2 separate regions of the Homo sapiens genome follow, and region 2 is linked to region 1. A link is an interaction called in ENCODE POLR2A ChIA-PET data of the cell type or tissue named here. Cell type or tissue: MCF 10A. All regions are shown on one strand. Region 1 holds the start of FAF2 (Fas associated factor family member 2). Region 2 overlaps FAF2 (Fas associated factor family member 2).

Region 1 (2,500 bases):
CAGAGTGGTCTCGAACTCCTGACCTCGTGATTCGCTGGCCTTGGCCTCCCAAAGTGCTGGGATTACAGGCGTGAGCCACCGCTCCTGGCCTGGGGGTAGACATTTTTAAGACAGTCCTTTCAGAGATAAGGAAACTGGTAACAAAGTGCCAAGGTTACCCACCCTAGTGGTATCCTCCAACCATTCTCCAGCTCAGGGGTAAGTGATCAGTGGCAAATGTTCTTAATACAACATCTTGTATTAACATAACATTTCTGCAAGTTACCACCCTCCTCAAGCATAGTTAAGCACAGGAATCCAGGAATAAGCCAAAAGTAATAAATCCCGACAGACCACTGATGACACTTATCATCTTGCATTGTTTCCTCACTTGGTGTCCTCCCACACCTCTAGGGCGGGGACCAGATCTGTGTGTAGGTGCCCCCTCCCCGACCGGAACCCCCAACACGAAACCTGGTATCCAAGAGGCCCCAGTTTGTGGGAGTGTATGTGGAAATGGCATGGGATGCTGGCAGGAGGTTTTCCTGTCAGAGACCCGAAATGACGCCAACTCCGCGGTGGGGACTAAGCTTCTCCGGCAGATATAGACTCGTTGGGCGGAGAGGGTCCGACCGATAACCGGGCTGGGAAGGATGGCTGAGGACTGACGCCGCTAAGGCAAACCAGGGAAGCTGACACGCTGAGGGCACAGAGGCACAGACGAGGCGGGTCTGCCCGCAGCGATGGCTGGAAGGCTAGGGTCCAACAGAGGCTTGGGGGCCGGGGGAATCAGGGCAGTTGGAGTCTGGGGGGGAGGGGGCCGGCCTGCTGGTCTGAGAAGGATCTGAACCCAATCTGAGGAGGGTTCTGAACTCCTCTAGGGGCCTACTCCCCATCCCACGGAGGCATCTGCTGCACCGAGTACTCGCTGCTACCTGAAACTGCAGCAGCTTCTCTGTCTGCTCCTGGGTTAGATCCCGCTCCTCAGGCGCCGCCATTTTGCCGCCGCCTCTACGCTCCTGACCCGTCCGCACCGTCACCCGCCGGAACTGACCTCAGCCACAACCACATCCGGTCTGAACGGCCGCCGGCGCGCAACTGCGTCTGCGCGCGCTGGCCCACTAACCTCCCCCCGCCCCCCGCCACCTCTGGCCGCCGCCAGAGGGCGCCACGCTCGGGCCTATCCCGAACACTTCCGGAAATTGCCGAGGGACTGTCGGTACAAGTCGCTCTTACCATTTAGGCGACGAAAGGATCTGCTAAGATTAGGCGACGAAAGGAGACCTAAGATTCCAGTGCAGTCTTGCAGAGCCGAGAGGGCCCGAATGTGCCTCGAGAAGCTCCGGAGCATCCCGAATGGCATTCGGCTGATTTCGGCTGCTCTCTAACCATTTTCCGGCAACCTCAGATACTCTTGGAGGTTTCTCGGGAGACGCAGCCGTTCCGAAATACCAGCCTTTTGGTCGCTGGCCCCTGACCTAAAGTTTCCAAAAGCTCCTGACCATCTCTCGGGAGGTTCCGAAGGGCTCTGGATACTGGCGCGGCATTTCCGACGCCGCCTTCGAAGCGGAAGCTGTGGGCAGACTTCGGCCACCGTTCCATTGCCGCTTCGGGGTCACTTGCAGGAAGATCTGGACTCGGCTCCCCGGATCCTCGACCATTCATGGCGCCCCCAGTCGTCCGCACAGCTTGCCGTCCACCGCCGTGACTGCGGCGCTGGAACCCCGGCCCGGCATCTGCTTTTCCGTGCCTGGAGCCTTGTCTCTCCGCACTAGCGCTGCACTGGCCCCTTGTCTCTGTGACAGGCGAAGAAAGATCCCTGGACCGGGATTAGGAGACGCGGGTTCTAGTTGCCACCTTGCCAACTGCTGGACATCCTTGGGCAAACCACTTGGGCTCCATTTTGCCATTTGTTGAATGAGATTCCCCAAAAGCCCCTGACGTGCTGCCGCCGCCCCTTCTCCTCGAGGCAGTCCCCTGCCCTTCCCTTCTGCTGCTTACACTACCCTATCACCACCCCTCAATCTCTATCTTCCTCTGCACGTCCCTTGCCCCTTCTAGTCCGCCACCTCTCTTTAGATTTCCCGTTTTCATTTCCACCTCTCCCGCCGAACGCCTCCTCTGCCCACCTTCCAGAGAGGCCTGGGTCTGGTACACGCTTTTCCACTGACCACCTGTGTGATTCTCAGCAAGGCTCTCGGCCGCCTGCGCCCCACCCTCGTCCCCTTGCAGGGTTGATCCGGTGAGACAGAAAAGGCTTTGAGAGCTGGTTCTGTGAAGAGTACATGAAATTTTGGCTACTTCTTTCAGGACTTATCAGGTCTTACCAGGTCTGCACAAACCACGACGTCCTGGAAAAACAGCACATGGTACGCCCTAAAACACAACCCCCAAAAAGTGCTAATTGGAAAAACAAAACAAAACAAAACAAAAACCCTGCAAATTTGGATCTGCATATGAAATCTTTCCGTTTAAAAATGGTGTCGGCCGGGCTCTGTGGCTCACGCCTGTAATCCCAGCG
Region 2 (2,500 bases), 53 kb before region 1:
GGGCTCAAGCGTTTCTCCTGCCTCAGCCTCCCAAGTCGCTGAGATTACAGGCACATGCCACCACACCCAGCTAATTTTGTATTTTTAGTAGAGACAGGGTTTCTCCATTTTGGTCAGGCTGGTCTTGAACTCCCGACCTCAGGTGATCCGCCTGCCTCGGCCTCCCAAAGTGCTGGGATTATAGGCGTGAGCCACAACGCCTGGCCTAGGTTTTTCATATATAGTTTTATCTATCAGAATTTTTAGGGTAGAAATTCCATGTAATTCGTGTGTACAATAGCAAAATTGCTAGTGAACATGAAAGCTAAAATACATACACAAACCCATAGTTAAGAAATGGGACACCAGGGGAAGGAAATTAACGCTAATAACCACCTACTACATGGTGGATACTGTGTGAGGCGCATCCACATTATCTCAATTTAAAAATCCAAAGTTAGAGACATGGGGCCAGGTGCAGTGGCTCACGCCTATAATCCCAACACTTTGGGAGGCCGAGGTGGGTGGATCACTTGAGGTTAGGAGTTCGAGACCGGCCTGACCAACATGGTGAAACCCCATCTCTACTAAAAAAAATACAAAAATTAGCCAGGCATGGTGGCGGCTTCCTGTAATCTCAGCTACTCGGGAGGCTGAGGCAGGAGAATTGCTTGAACCCAGGAGGCAGAGGTTGCAGCGAGCTGCGACAGTGCCACTGCAATCCAGCTAGGGTGACAAGGCGAAACTCTGTCTCAAAACAAACAAAGTTAGAGACATAAGCACTTCCCCCAATATAAATAAATGCATAAATGAGAGAGAAATAAAACAAGGAAGCTATTTGCTTCTCTCTTAACAAAATGTTTCATAACTTTAATTCTGTATTAGTTCTCTGAGTCTTACATTCTGTACTGGCCAATAAGCTCCATGAATTCCAAAACCATGTCTCACTCATCTAAATGATCCCTAGAGTATCTGGCTCACTGCATGACATACCTATGTTCAGTTTAAACTTATCAGAGGGCAGATTACAGTTCTAGTTCACTAATGGGAAATCTGAGGCCCTGTAGAATTTTGCAACTTGCCCAATGTTGTCCAGTTAAACAGGCAGAAGCAATGAATGTACTAACCAGCCTCACCTGACTACAGTGCATCCTCTTTTAATTATGAGGTTTACCCTTGATTATTCTGAGCGATCAGGGAAACTGCAGAATCCACTATAGCTATAAATTTGCAAAGGCAACATACTGACTCTCAGTTTAAATAAATTTTCTTTTGGTTACAAATACCAAAAATAGTAGTTAGTATTTAAGCACTTACTAGGAGCCAGGCACAATGTTAAGAATTTAATTCTAACAACAATCCTACTAGGGAGTGCCTATTATTATTATTATTTATTTTTTTTTTTTACAGGGTCTCTGTTGCCCGGGCTGGAGTGCAGTGCTGCAATCTTGGCTCACTGCTACCTCCGTCTCCCGGGTTCAAGTGATTCTCCTGCCTCAGCCTCCCGAGTAGCTGGGATTACAGGCACGTGCCACCACGCCCAGCTAATTTTTGTATTTTTAGTAGAGACGAGGTTTCACCATGTTGGCCAGGCTGGTCTCAAACTCCTGACCTCAAATGATCCACCTACCTCGGCCTCTCAAAGTGCTGGGATTACAGGCATGAGCACGGGGCCCAGCCGTGCTTATTATTAAACCCATTTTACAGATGAAGAAATTGAGGCTTAGAAATTAAATAAACTGACTAAGGAAACACATCTAGTAACCCTGGAAGAATGAAAATTTGATCCTCATGCTGTGAGGCTCTTGAGTTTCTGCTTTTAATGACTTCCATGTGGAAATGACAAACACTATCACATGGCTATCATATACATAAAGTAGCCTCAGAAAATGGGGCTTCCTTTGGGCTGAGTAGAAAGAGAGAGACAACTGCATCCAAACTGCAAGTGCACTTATATTCAGATATGTCACTTCAGTGCTTTTAGGTCACTGGAGACAGAGCTTTTCCTACAGAGCAGGGGTTCTGGTGGGATTCTGAAGCCAATGCAGGAAGACAGCATGGAAGAGCCTCCCATCTTCAAACACACAAGTCTTTTGAGGGACTTATGTAAGGTACCTTTTTTTCTTAGCAGAGCCGAAACATAATTAAACAAAAACTTAAAAATTGCTTTGAGTTGGAAACTAGAACTGAAGGAGCCTACAGCAGTCCTCGGTACTCTTCCTGGTGTCCACGGATGGCATACCCATCTCTCTCTCTCTCTCTCTGTTCCCTGTTCATCAGAGCAGCAGATACACCAACACCACTCTCAAGAGTCAGTAAAAGCTCCAAATCTATAGCCCAGATGCTACATACACTTCACAGAACTTAGGTGGTCCTTACTGTTAGAGACTGTGAAAAGTGGAATCGTCTCTCTACTCGAGAATCATTAGGTAATTTGAAGATGATCTTGACACTTTCAGGGTCATCAGGGGAAGGTTCAGGGGGCAGGCATTCCAACTTCCTTTCCTTTTCCTCCTGTAAA

What was found. Peaks named below come from ENCODE experiments on the same cell type or tissue, not always from the same donor. Only the 100,000 strongest peaks of a DNase experiment are listed, where the experiment ranks them.
Region 2: POLR2A ChIA-PET joins it to region 1 with 11 read pairs; 8 of 35 experiments call an interaction of 5 or more read pairs at or near these places.

The regions. Positions count from the first base shown.
Region 1 is chr5:176,446,885-176,449,384 of GRCh38, reverse strand. It overlaps FAF2 (Fas associated factor family member 2), which reads right to left and starts at 1,000. Exons shown (of 11, transcript NM_014613.3): 1 at 915-1,000. The coding sequence starts at 977. RefSeq lists enhancers at 920-979, 1,290-1,349, 1,430-1,619 and a silencer at 1,060-1,109. In MCF 10A, a CTCF peak has its summit at 1,134 (motif pointing right); a DNase peak (open chromatin) is centred at 1,244.
Region 2 is chr5:176,500,005-176,502,504 of GRCh38, reverse strand. FAF2 (Fas associated factor family member 2) reads right to left here. Exons shown (of 11, transcript NM_014613.3): 10 at 2,359-2,500. Among named protein-coding and RNA genes, the nearest start is that of RNF44, 36 kb to the left of the region's middle. In MCF 10A, no CTCF peak of the experiment used is centred here; no DNase peak of the experiment used is centred here.